Linked DNA regions of Homo sapiens: region 1 is linked to region 2. A link is a contact called in ENCODE Hi-C or POLR2A ChIA-PET data. All regions are on one chromosome and are shown on one strand. The core of a region is the stretch at or near the end of the contact, and the rest is flanking DNA. Distances in the headings are between cores, read along the strand shown. Region 1 overlaps PALLD (palladin, cytoskeletal associated protein). Region 2 overlaps PALLD (palladin, cytoskeletal associated protein).

Evidence for each region. Hi-C counts contacts between places; a loop is a spot of excess contacts on that map. ChIA-PET counts read pairs that join two places held with the same protein, here RNA polymerase II (POLR2A). Pooled maps may share reads with other maps.
Region 1: a loop to region 2 is called in a map of PC-3, with 2.1 times the contacts of the local background. The contact joins two enhancer-like sites. A Hi-C loop is called at or near these places in 1 of 168 maps with a recorded cell type or tissue (PC-3), 1 of 37 single-sample maps with no recorded cell type and 1 of 50 pooled maps. POLR2A ChIA-PET finds 5 or more read pairs at or near these places in 4 of 52 experiments (AG04450, H1, HCT116 and 1 more).

The regions. Positions count from the first base shown.
Region 1 is chr4:168,583,269-168,590,199 of GRCh38, reverse strand. The region is part of intron 2 of PALLD (palladin, cytoskeletal associated protein); the gene reads right to left. The region is part of intron 1 of LOC124900807 (a long non-coding RNA gene); the gene reads left to right. Among named protein-coding and RNA genes, the nearest start is that of PALLD-AS1, 62 kb to the left of the region's middle. Within about 2 kb of position 4,484, at least 6 of the 41 ENCODE cell types and tissues checked have a DNase peak (open chromatin) inside an H3K27ac peak, as active enhancers do; they include HCT116 and PC-3, where a contact is called at or near this core.
Region 2 is chr4:168,534,513-168,541,513 of GRCh38, reverse strand. The region is part of intron 2 of PALLD (palladin, cytoskeletal associated protein); the gene reads right to left. It overlaps LOC124900807 (a long non-coding RNA gene), which reads left to right. Exons shown (of 2, transcript XR_007058359.1): 2 at 3,728-7,001. Among named protein-coding and RNA genes, the nearest start is that of PALLD, 41 kb to the right of the region's middle. Within about 2 kb of position 1,278, at least 4 of the 41 ENCODE cell types and tissues checked have a DNase peak (open chromatin) inside an H3K27ac peak, as active enhancers do; they include HCT116 and PC-3, where a contact is called at or near this core.

The sequences.
Region 1 (6,931 bases), core at 3,235-5,734, 45 kb before region 2:
AAGCTAATTTTTCTTTGTATGCTTAGTAGAGACGGGGTTTCGCCATGTTGGCCAGGCTGGTCTCAAACTCCTGACCTCAGGTGATCCCCCCGCCTTGGCCTCCCAAAGTACTGGGATTACAGGCGTGAGCCACTGAGCCCAGCCTGAGTGGTTAAGACTTCTAGTCAACCTGAGAAAAGAACTTTTAAGTGTGCCAATCCTGGAGGCTTCAGTAAATTCTTCCACCATGTGACATTTGGTGCAAATGGACATCCTTGTAAAAACTGGTGAAGAGCTGGGTTTTACACTTAGGTGGACATGGGGCCAAATGAGGCAGCACGCAGGTATACAGAACAGGAGCAGAGAGGATCATGAGAGGAAAAGCAGTTGGGAATCCTTAGAGACCTTCAAGAGTTTAAATCTTTCCAGTCTGGCACTGGGCAGAAAAGTCCATTAGGCTTGATTCTTTCAGTTGCGAGTGAGGCTCAACTAATATCTGGATCTCAAGATAATTTATCAACAATGCCTCTCATGCTTAGCAACTCCCCAAACTTTTCTTTCCTATCTTTAATATGGAGTGTCAGCTCTGAATAGAAATTTCAACTTGTTCTCCCCCTTCTTGAGCTTTCAAATGTGAAGAAATTGACTCAGCAGTAGATCTATAGTTTTTGGTGGTGGGGGTTGGTGGGAGTGGGTACAGTGGACTGGGTTATCCCAGGAAAGATTTCACGGTTATAGAACACTTTAAAGTATAGGCACTGATAGTCGCAGGAGGAAACGGACAAAAAATGGCCTTAAAAAAAGATGACTCAGAATTCTGACTCAGAGGGATTGGGGCCAATTTCTGATCTCATCTTGGAGCTTCTTGAAGCACCTGGACTTTCCCTGAAGGTCTCCTACCTAAATTGGAGCTTAGACCACACCTGTCTGGCCCTGAGGGAATAAGCTGACAAGCACCCGGCCTGCAGTGGATGCAGCTGTTCTCATTAGATCAGACGTGGATCAGAGTGATAACTTTCTAGAAGCATAATTTACCATACATTACAATCAAGAATGACAAATTACAGTATGGTAAAGCACTTTAGAAACGACACAAACTTTCCCTGCTAAGGGAGCCAGCTCTGACGAACCAGTACAGTTGTGCTTGACAATAGCCCGCTTGACTTTAGGGACTGTTGTCCTATTACCTAGTGTTTTACAGATACCCCTGGCCTTAAGTTCATTTTGACCCAAACATAAAAACTCACTGTCAAGGAACAGATGAAATTTCCACAAATTGACTCAGTAATTTCATCTAGAGTTGCAAATTGAGTATTTCATAGAGGAGAATACTTGAAAGAAGAAATTGGCTGGAGGAAAATAATTTTACTTGAAGCTGTTTCTGATAGAGATTGAACACGGCTATTTTTTTAAACAAACCATTTTGCTCTTTGTACATTTAGAACATTTTAATTTAGTGAAGTAATCTGAGAAGAATGATAACCAGAGTATGCTTAAAAAGTATCTGACACTCAGCCAGGCACGGTAGGTCACACCTGTAATCCCAGCACTTTGGGAGGCTGAGGCGGGCAGATCACTTGAGGTCAGGAGTTTGAGACCAGCCTGGCCAACATGGCAAAATCTCGTCTCTACTAAAAATAAAAATACAAAAGTTAGCCGGGTGTGGCTGCAGGCACCTGTAATCCCAGGTACTCAGGAGGCTGAGGCATGAGAATCGCTTGAACCCAGGAGGCGGAGGATGAAGTGAGGTGAGCACGCCACTGCACTCCAGCCTGGGTGACAGAGTGAGACTCTGTCTCAAAAAAAAAATAAAAAGTATCTGAAACTATTTCCATTTCTCTCTCAAAATCTGCAGACAACCATCTGAGGGTGACTAGGTGAATAAATCTTCTTTAAGGTGCTCCTCTCTTTCCCAACCCCACATTTCTTCAACATTTGAAAATTCTCACAATAATGGGCCAGTTTCATAGCTCAGGGTGTTTGGCTCCAGGAATTTTTTACAAATCCATCCTCCCAGGGCTCACAGTGATCCTGGTAGGAAACTGGGAATGGGGTCAAGGGAGAAGAAAAGCAGAGCAGTGGCTCTCAATCTCACAAACTGCTGAGAGGAATGGGCACTCCGCAGACATTCCCAGGCCCCATCGAGACTGACCCAGATCCAAGAGCGCCAGTTAGCACCAGATTTGACTTCAGAATGACTCAACGGAGTTTCTGCCTCAAGGGGTTTAGCCCTGGAGAAAGGCACCAGGAGACTCCCTTCTTGTGACACGCCTCGCAGTCTCATCTCCTGTCCACTTCCCCTCCTGCTTGCAGCCTTACCTTCCCACTTGAATCTCCCCTGCACCCCCCTGAAGAGCGCTCCACTGTATTTTAATGAATCATCTGAGTGCTGTTAGGCCAAGTGGTGACTCAGTTTTTTGGCTATTGGGGATGGCAGGAGAGTTCTCTTAACTCAGTTTTGTGGATTTCTGTATGGTGGAAAATGGGAGGAGGTGGTGAAATCCTTAGTCTTAGTAGCACTGGTTAGGGAATTGCTACAGCAGGGGAGAGGTAGAATAGGGAAAAAAGCAGCTGGCCAGGGATAACCTTAGCCATGCACAAGGCAAGCTGAGGTTTGAGAAAAAACGGAAAAGTTGGGAGATGCTGGCACAGCTGTCCTTCATAACCGCCTTCACATCCGCTCTCCCTAGCACTGAAGCCTCCCTGCGCTTTGGAGTCCCTGGCAGAGACTGGTTTGGGCAGTCTTTCCAGTGAAATCTGGTGAGCTGTCTGCTGCTTTAGCCAAGGAGTCCTGCTACTGAATGACATAAACAGTTCCCTTTCTTCAAGGGTGAAAGTATATTGGTGTGTTCTAGCAAACCAAGCAAAACGTGAAAAATATTTCAATTTTTAGGTGGCATTTGGTCAAGTGATTGCCTATGTGGTCTTCAAAGAATGTCTCCACTGGGGATTGACTATCATGATGCCAGAATTTTCCAAATCCCTAGACTCTTGAAGATCTTTCTAGCTGCTATCATTTGAAAGCTTAGCAGATTGTTGTTTATATCTACACACCCGCATTCTTCAACATCAGCACTGCAGGCATTTTGGGCTGGAGAATTCTTTGTCGTCGGGGGGTGTCCAGGGCACTGTGGGATGTTTAGCAGCTTCTCTGGCTTCTACTCTCTAGTACACCCCTCTCCCAGTGGTGACAACCGAAATGTCTCTAGGCATTGACAAATGTCTTCTGAGCAGAAGCGCAGCTCTGCAAAGAGACTGTCTAGGATACTAGACTTTTCCTTTTTACTCACTCTCTTATCGCATGGTACCCCTAGCTATGTCTCCTTGCCCTGAGGGAACGTTCGATTTTTTTTTAAGGAAATTCAGGAGAAAATATTTTTTAATTCCACAAAAGAATTAATGCAGAATTGAGAGACTGAACTGATGATGATTTGGTATATAAGGGTTTGAAAGACCTCTAATGTTTAAATTAGGCTTGTTCCATGGATGTCCAGAGTGCCCTGGAAAGCATGACCCATTTGAACCCAGGAAGCAATCAGCTCTGCCACCAGGAGCACTGGGCAGCCATATGATCAGAAACTGGGTTTACAGTTCAAACCCAGTACTGGGTTCTAATCCATACTTGCACAATGATTCAGCTTACGTTTTAGCTTGGCAGTTCTAGAAATCTCTGGCTATCTCAGTTTTACCAGTTCTAAAGTAAAGAGAGGGATTCGCTCCTCCTCTCCCTCCCACAATTCCCAAATTAGTGATCAACGACAGCAAAACGAATTGGGTCCAGCATGTAGACAGTGGTGAATTCTGGACTTTGCTGGGCAAGGGAATCTCAAGTTGAGGCTCAATTGTGAGGTGTAACAAGGTGTGTAAAAAAAAACGTTCTCTATATTCTTAAGAAGGGAGTTGCTACATAAATTTGGGGCATATCTAATTCCTAATGGTTTACCAGGAGTTTGGGAATACTGGAATCAAGGGGTGAAGAGTCTCAGCTTTTCTTTTTTGTGGGGCCGGAAGTAGTAGCTTGATAGGCACTGCTTAGAAAGCCTTTTTTTTTTTTTTTTTTTTTTTTTAGGTCTCTTGAGGACCTGGAGAAGCGATGTAGTATACTAAAGATATCTTAAAGTGCTCAAACACTCTGGCTAAATAAAAATTTCTCAAGACATTTCTTTCCAACTCGAACAAAATTACCAAAATATGAGGACATTGGTAACATTTAAACAGCAACCTTAATAGACCTATAATAGTAAACAATACGACTGTATTTGGTTTGAGGGAAAGAAGTTTATCTAGCTAATGCTATTTTCCTGACATTCTACCAATGCAAAGGACCCTGGATCCAATACTTTAATATGTCATTGTGTGGAAATCTCAGCTCTGGCCTCTTAAGAGTACTAAGAAGATTCCCCAAGCTAACTCTGACATTGTTTGGGAAACTTGGCTCCTAAGAGCAGGCGTGGGCTGCTTGGTTCCACCCTGGGCTGGGGAGCTTTTCAACTGGTATTGTGTCCACAGGCTCCCTCAGCTGGTGTCTCCGAAAACGACAGGCTGCTCCTCATACTGTCCTGAGCGCTCAGAATTAAACTGATGGGGCCAGGGGCACACTCAGTGCCTGCGCTGGGGACTGGATCCCAGGCCCCCCTCTGTTTTCTCTTCTATCTAAGAGTGCCTTCGTGCATAGACATGACAGCATTGATGAGCTGTGGGATGGCTGCAATCCCTACTTCATAAAAAGATGTGGGTCAGTAGAGAGAGGTGGGAGGAGAGGCATAAGGCTGGTTGCAAATCTCTTTTCTGTGACCTGCCAGTATAATTGAAGCTACATTGTTAGTTACACCTCATCTATGAAATGGGTTACACCTCATCTATGAAATGGGTTAATCATTTCCTCTCCTACACGGACACACACACACACACACACACACTCACACTCATATATTCTCATGGTCACACACACACACTACTCATAAGGATGTTGTGAGAATTAAACAAGATAATGGTTATAAAACCACTTGATAAACTGCAATATGTCATAAAATTTTGAAACTATTGTTTTTGTTGTACATCATGAGCAGTATGTCCTGTGTTCCTACATCTTTTAGAGACCATTCAATACATTTGGAATCTATTACCAAATAGAAATAGTTTCCAAAACAAACATATCTATCTTCTTGTCAGTTAGAATTAGTCAAATTTTTATCATAAATAACTATTATTATATAAACCAGTTATATGGGAACTGGTGTAAAATAGCCAAGAAAGGGGGGAACTCTACTAGACATTCCAAATAAATGTGTAGTTTCTTCATGTGTGTGTGCATGGGTACTTTGTTGAGGGAATATTTTGCTCACCATTGGCCTAGAATAAATGTTTGTTAAATGAATGAAAGAAAATATACATTATATAATGACTTTCCATCAAACAGTCCCCCTCAAGTTTATCCATATTCTCAGCCATGGCAGGATTTTCCATCACACATGGTCCACATTTGAATGTTCATATTCAGAAACACGGCTGGGTGAAACTAAAGTTTACTCATTTTTGGATGGCAGAAACAAACCACAGATTGAAATAGAAGACATTGTAAGCAATGTGTCTGACATACTTGGTGACTAAGATAGAAAACAATTCCTTAGATGCCTTAAAAGTGACATTTATTTTATATATCCAACTTTTCATGAAGGCAATCACACAAATTAAGATTGTTAACACATACTCTAATGAAGGATTAAGTAGAAATTTAAATGGAAAGATGACAAAATCCAAAATAACAATTTTTGGTTGAGATCCAAGAAAGATGACTTATGAACACATTTCTTTGTTTAATGCCAGACCCAGTAAAAGTACCATCTTGGTTATCTGGCATCTGTTCCATGCCTATTGGCATTCTTAACGCACACTGTAATGATACAGTGGTTCAGCAGAGGGATGCTTACACTTTGTTGAAATCTGAATATATTAATTTTAATTGCTTTAAATTAAAACTGAAGACGAGGTAAAAAAAAAAAAAACCTGATGGTCTTAGAGTACTATATAAGCTGGTGCTAGATTTTACCTGATGTCTATACATAATGATTTCCAATTATGCAAAGCCACATTGGAATGGGACAAAATAAAAGTGGGATAGGGATAGAATCTGATATTTATTTGGTTCCTTCTTTGTGTTAGACACTTTATGTGCCATTTCATTAGCTTCATATGCACCCACGCACAGAGTTTCATGCTCCTTATTTCAGAGATGAGAAATTTTGGGCTCAGAAAATTTAATTGCATGTACTAGAACTGGTAGAGAAAAAATGGAAACTATGCCTTTCTTGGTGGTGGGGAATACCACCACCTCAGTTTGGATTGGAAGGTTGGAAGAAAGAAAAGATATCGAAGGAAAGTAGACCTGAGAACTAGGCTTGGTAAACAGACAAGGTCCCATTGGCCACCCAGCAGAGCAGAAGTATAGAGTAAAAGCACATTGGTAGGAAAAGAAAAATATTATCACAGATATCCCAAGGGCTGAGATGTGTAATATTTAGTCCATTAGTCCATTAGCCTTAAATGGAAAATAAATATTCTTTTCAAGTGAAGTAAATCTTGAGTCTCCCTCTTTATCCAACTCCATCAAACTGATTGGTGCACTGGAAATATTTCCAGAGGAACCCAGACTAGGAAATAAGTCTGGTGCATGAAGATGACGGTCTATGTAATCTAGAACCTTTCTACTCCAAGTGTGATATGCAGACCAGCAGTATCAGTACTCCCTGGGAGCTCTTTGTGATTGTGGAATCTCAGTCTCCAGCCCAGACCTGCTGAATCGAAATGTGCTTGGAAAACTCCTCAGGTGATTCGTATGCACATTAATGTTTGAGAAGCACTGATCTAGAATAAAATTTTTTAGTTTCAGCATCATCTATTCACTTTCACATACTTTTTAGATAATTATAAAGGATATTTCACTTTATTCATC
Region 2 (7,001 bases), core at 29-2,528:
CGACAGAGTAAGACTGTCTCAACAGATAAATAAATAAATAAATAAATAAATAAATAAATAAATAAATAAAATGAGTGAGAGTGTAAAATAAATACAACCCAATTCCCAGTTAGTTTTAGTTTACAATAAAATATGTCACAACTAACAAGACAGTCTAAGAGAGGACGTTTTTATAGGATGGGGGCTGAATTTTGTTGTTGGATGTGCTGTCATCTGAACACTTCTCATATGAGAAAAAAGCAAAAATAAAGAAACCAAGTAAAAACCCGAATAACACAAACAGATAAAGAATGAGTGCAGTTACCTCCCTGAATATTTATCCCCATCTTGAGCCCTGAATAATTCATTGACGCTTAAGTAACAGTGAGTCAACATATCTGCGTAAATATGACAATGTGTTTGTGCCACATTTTCCATTGTTTTCTTTTAAGTATAAATTTCATAGAACTGAAGTGTACTTATTAGCAGGGAGGCTGCAATCATCTTTGCCCACAGGGAATTTGGAGACTAACTACCGTCTCCATGATAGGTCAACAATTTAGAGTATATCTATAACCCTTCCACAAAAATGCAATGAGAGATGAAGGCTGGGGTGAGGTGAGAAGGAATGCCAAATACAAACTCCAACTCCTTACAGCTAATTTAATAATTTTGCAGTGAAAAATGGCTTTTTATCATCTCAGGAGCAAGTGCTTTTTTTTTTTTTTCTTCCCACCTGCTAAAAACTCTTTTCATTAAAAAGGGGGCTTGGAGTGCCTTTGCTTTGATGTAGGAGAATGTGTAATACCTGCAATATTTCTTGGCTAGAGAAAAATTGTTTTCATTTTCCAATGCTAATGACTCATTAAAAAGCAAAGTAAGAAGATAAAAATAAAGAAGAATGTAAAAACAAACATACATGCATACTTTTTGCTCTTTTTTTAAAAAAATGCGCAAACTGAAACTCATTTAAAATAATTTTTTTTCCAGGCTCTTGTCTAACTGAAATAGAATTATCACCATTCGACATGGCCCTTCAATCCTAAAACCCGTTTCAGAGTAAAAACATAATTAGCATGAACCCTAAGGACAGAAAGAGGGTGAGGTGGTTTCTGTAGTTTTGTGTTTCGGAAACAGAAAGAAGCCTAGAGAAAGACACAATGACTGTAACAGGCACAAATCAAATGAATCACCCACTCGCATGCTGGGAAAGCCTTTCTGATCTTTTAAGCTTGCCTGTAATTTATTTTTGGAGCCTCTGCCTGTGAATGTGAAACGTTGAGATGGAATCTGATAGTAGTCGCCTATGACGACTATGGAAGTCACTGTGGAAAGCCTTCATGGAAACCAGCTAGAGCATCTGCTAATGAGAAAATCGTTAGGGCTCATGTCGCAGCACAGACTGGGATGACTTGGTCATAATACGGTGCCATAATTAACATTCTTTTTCAGCTTCAGGTGCCTTTAAGGTCTTGGACTACACTATAGTTGGTTTACATCATAAAAAAGTATGACATGGACATAAAGATGGCAACAGTAGACATTGGGGATTACTAGAAGGGGGAGGGAGGGAGAAGGGAAGGGGGTGAGAAACTAACTCTTGGGTACTATGCTCAATACCTGGGTGACCAGATCAATCGTACCCCAAGCCTCAGCACCACGCAATATACCCATGTAACAAACCTGCACGTGTACCCCCTGAATCTAAAAGTTGAAATTATTTAAAAAAATAAAATAAAGTATAATAAATCTGAATTATATGCAGCTGTGTTTTAGTTTGGAAGAATCAACAGGGTACCAACGGGGATGAAAAAGATAATTTTGAGCTTTGATGAGACTGTGTGTTGCATTTTCATAAATTAACTATGAAAAGAAATTGTGAGAGGCCTTTGCACAACCTTTAGGTTTTCCAAAGCATCTTTATTTATTTATTTATTTATTTATTTATTTATTTATTTATTTATTTTTATTTTTTGAGACAGTCAGTGGCGCCATCTCGGCTCACTGCAACCTCCGCCTCCCGGGTTCAAGCGATTCTCCTGCCTCAGCCTCCTGAGTAGCTGGGATTACAGGGGTGCGCCACCACGGGTGGCTAATTTTTGTATTTTTAGTAGAAATGGGGTTTCTCCATGTTAGCCAGGCTGGTCTCGAACTCTTGACCTTGTTATTCCCCTGCCTCGGCGTCCCAAAGTGCTGGGATTACAGGCGTGAGCCACCGCGCCCGGGCAGGACTCGTAATTTTTAAAGCTGAAACCCCTTGACGTGGGGTCTGAAAACTTAGATCTGAACTCAACTTGTATCATTTCCTAGCTGACAAATTATGGAAAAGTTACTTAATTTCTCTAAGCCTCAGTTTTCCTTATTTGTAAAATGGGATAGCACAGCTGTAGTAAGGATGAAACAAAATAAGGTGTGCCATTGAAATTCATCCCTCAGGTAGTAGGTACTCACAATGTTCTTAACAATTTCAAATTATAATTCTATGAGCTAGTTTTATGACACACTATACATTTATCTAAATCTGTGAAATGCCTGTTTTTCACGCCCATAAGATCAGCCTTTTTAGGGGCTGGGGGAGGGCTAAATTCTGAACCACATGAACACGAAGTCGTAGCATCCAAAACTTGGAACATATGTGTTTCGGAAACAGAGAGAGAATCCTAGAGAAAGACACAATGACTGTAACAGACACCAATCGCGGGTAATCACCCACTTGCACAATGGGAAAGCCTTTCTGATCTTTTAAGCTTGCCTGTAATTTATTTTTGGAGCCTTTGCCGGTGAATGTGAAACGTTGAGATGGAACCTGGGACTTTAGAGTTGGGAGACGTTTTTTCTCCTAAGGTCTGGAATTATTCCAAAAGCATTCCCAATGTAATTTAAAATTCAATAAGAAACCAAGATTTATTTTATGTTCAGCTTTGTACAATTGTGTCTCTTCTGGAATGACCTGTCACAGAATGAGCGCAGGTATAATAACTGAATCATAAGGTCATTTGAAAAACAAGGTCTATGGCTAAAATGGACTGAATTTTATTATTTTATTTAAAATTTATTTAAAATAAAATTTTATTTTATTTTATTTTATTTAAATTTAAAACAAATTGTTCTGAACTTGGAATGTCATGACTGTAGGAATTATATTAAGCAATTTCTCATTCGGTTAAATCTTTCAATTTTCTTTGTATACTTACCTTTTCATTTTAAGGGCAAAGCCTTTAAAACATTTTATTAGATTCCAGATAGAAAAAAGGAAGTGGATTGTTTACTTACTCAGAATAATTCCCTGGATCTATACTTCAAATCATGAGGCACATTTTATAATTCTATACATTTTCAATTATCATTCCCGTTTTGCTTCTACTTATTTTTAAAATCCTACTTAATACCCTACTTGCTTAAGCAAATACTTCAGTATATACTTATGATGCCTATGTATAAGCACAATTCAAATAAAAACACAGCTTGTTTTGGTATTGCCACTCTTGTGTGTTAAAACAGGGAAAAGATCCAAGAATATAAAATATGTCACAGAAAGTTTCCTTACTGGTTATTCTCACCTGAAGGGGGATAGAATTCAATTTATTACTGCTGTAACAGGTTAAACATGAATGTGGCCATAGGCACCAAATATGTTGAACTGGTTTTAAAGAAAATAAACTTTCCCTTTTCCTGAACCTTTCATCCATTTTGAAGCTTTGAACTACTTAGATAAAAATTTCCCTCTCATTTTTGTCTGCCTTTGTAGTCTGACTTTGAGCCAGGACTTGAAGCAGACACTATGGCTCATGCAGAAAAGAAACTTCTTCCCACAAGACTGCCAGCGAAATTTTGCAGACTCAAGATGTTCGGAGAGTTTGGACAATCATCACAGTTTTTGGACGCCTATCTGAGGTAAACATAAAGCCAAACCTTGACAGTCTCATTAGTAGTGTAAGTATGATTCAATATGAGGAATTTCTGCTCTTGGCTGGTTGATATAAGATAATTATAAGATTTCTTAATTGAAATTTAATTGGAGATACAAAGTGATACATGGCACTTTGTAAAGCATCACAGCTAAACAATTTGCTCCAGTATACCAGATGAGCAGAAAACAAATCAATACATTCTTAGAACTGCTAAGTGAAAATTATGTAGAATAATTGCTTCAATCATTGAAAATACAATTTTTTAGCAGTATGTTTGTGTAACCAAAAGTATGTTATTAGTTATTGAGTGAGTAAAGCATTTGTCATCACAGTTTGCACTTGAAAGGGTTACAGGTAAGAGCTGTTTTTTGTGCCCAATTATTTCCTCAGTCCTGTGTTCTCACCCTAAGCAACTTAATGAAATTGGAAAGGCATATCCTTTTAGAAATGTATCTGTAGTAAAGATAATTTGAAAGCACTAAACTCTAGAAAATCTTTTCCGCTGGGCGCGGTGGCTCACGCCTGTAATCCCAGCATTTTGGGAGGCCGAGGCAGCGGATCACAAGGTCAGGAGATCAGACCATCCTGGCTAACACGATGAAACTGTCTCTACTAAAAATACAAAAAAATTAGCCGGGCGTGGTGGCAGGCGCCTATAGTCCCAGCTACTCGGGAGGCTGAGGCAGGAGAATAGCTTGAACCCCGGAGGTGGAGCTTGCAGTGAGCCGAGATCGCGCCACTGCACTCCAGCCTGGGAGACAGAGTGAGACTCCGTCTCAAAAAAAAAAAAAAGAGAGAACCTTTTCAATGCTGATGTAGTTAGGCTTTGTGTCTCCACCTAAATCTCACCTTGAATTGTAATCCCATAATCCCCAAGTGTCAAGGGAGAGACCAGGTGGAGGTAATTGAATCATGGAGGTCGTTTCCCCCATGCTGGTCTCGTGATAGTGAGTGAGTTCTCGCGAGATCTGATGGTTTTATAAGGGGCTCTTCCTCGCTTTGCTTGACATTTCTTCCTGCCTTGTGCTGCGTTGTGTGGAAGGTGTCTTGCTTTCCCTTTGCCTTCCGCCATAATTGTAAGTTTCCTGAGACCTCTCCAGCCATGAACTGTGAGTCAGTTAAACCTCTTTCCTTTATAAATTACCTAATCTCAGGCAGTTCTTTATAGCAGTGTGAACACGGTCAAATACAAATGCTAGAATGTTTCAAAAGGTAATCCCAGGATGGTAATAATGCAGGAGGGCAATGCTCTGTGGCTTAATGCCTTAGGTGCCCAGAGACCTTTATCCTAAACAGAGGGAAAACCTTGTTACAGGGTTTGTTGCAAACTGAGAAGAAAGCCTTCTGTAGCATGTCATTTCCTTTCGTTTTGTTTTGCTGGAAGGGCAACAGGAATCTATTTGGGTTAAAGGACAGGCAGAAGTGGAACATCAGAAGTCAGGGGTCTTTTGGGAGAGTCCTGAGTAGCAGGAGTCATAGATCTGGAATAATTAGATTATTAAAATGAACACTTGAACAAAGGGGAACAGAAAGCTGTTAACCTTAAGAAAAGATTCCAGACAATTCTGTTTGACTCTCTTTTTTATCAAAACAAATAAAGGAGTATAAGTTAAAATGTATTCAGTGAAGTCTCTAACCGGCACCAAGGTACTGAGAGTTCTTTAAGTGTTCTTGTAAATTACACACCACGTTGCTTATGTGATTATTAATGCGATGATGTAATAGTTGTATTTTTATGTACAAAGAATACGAGCCTGGATTGTGTGCTAAATTCCTGCTTTTGCTCACTTACCCCTTATAGACAGCATAAAGGAGGACTCTTGGTCAGATATTTGTAGAGGTGGCTATAGTTCCCTTTATTTGCCTAAACTTGCTGAGTTTCTTAAGAGGGATGCAATGGGTGTTCAAATGGAACAATTCTCACCGTGGTGGCTTCAGTATTGCAAGGTGTTAAACACCCCATCCTACTAAATGCCACAATCACTTTCCATCCATTGTGATACCCACCATGTGATAACTCTGCACATTTCCAATCTCTTCTTGGAAAGTGGTATACGCATACACCCCTGAAGTCTTCCCCTAGCCCCAGCCACCACCATATAAGAACCACTGGCCTAGGATATGTGGGTTCGGTTATCTGAATCTCAATTACAGAAAATCAACAGCACTTCTGGTAGTAGAAGGTAACCCAGTTAAGAATTAAAAAGTATAGACTGTAGTTTGAATACTGAATCTTTTGGAAAATCATTGAATTATTTGAACCTCAGTTTACTCATCTATTAAGTGGTAATCCACCCTCTCTCCCATTTAAGCCACTTAATTCTTGTGAAAATCAAGAGATCTTATGTACCTTAAAATACTTTAAAAAATATAAAAACCTACATAAGGAAATAATATAGTCATTCCTCAGTATCTATGGGGGAGTGGTTCCAGGACCTCCCTTGGATACCAAAATTCAGAGATGCTCAAGTTCCTAATATAAAATGATGTAGTATTTGCATAAAACCTATGCACATCCTCCAGTATACCTTAAATCACTTCTAGATTACTCATAATACCTAATATGATGACTGCTATGTAAATAGTTGTTATACTGTATTATTAAGGAATAATGACAAGAAAAAAGGTCTGTAAATGTTCAGTACAGACACCATTTTTTTTCAAATATTTTCAATCTGAGATTGGTTGAATCCACAGATGCAGATATGGAGGTTGTATTAGGTTGTATTAGGAATAATCCTCAGTAGTCATTATCTTTGGGTAATGCGATAAAAGACAGCCAATTAGTATGAGATAACCTATTATGTAAACTGTTCTAGTAGCTATAGAGGATTCAAAGGAAAATAAGACAGAATTGGTGCCCCTGTGGCTGTCATGACAAAGATACAATGTATGTGGTTGAAAAGATGTCAGTATGAAGGTAATAAATGATTAGAAGCAGACATGTGCTATTACAATATGTACTGGAGAAGTTCAGAAGAGAAAATGTGTTCAGTGGAAGATACAAAAAGCCAAAAATGATGAAGGAACCACTTCCCCTATTATACCATTTGAAATGAATAGTTCTTTTTCATCATAATGCATATTAGAAAAGTATCAATCTTCTCCATA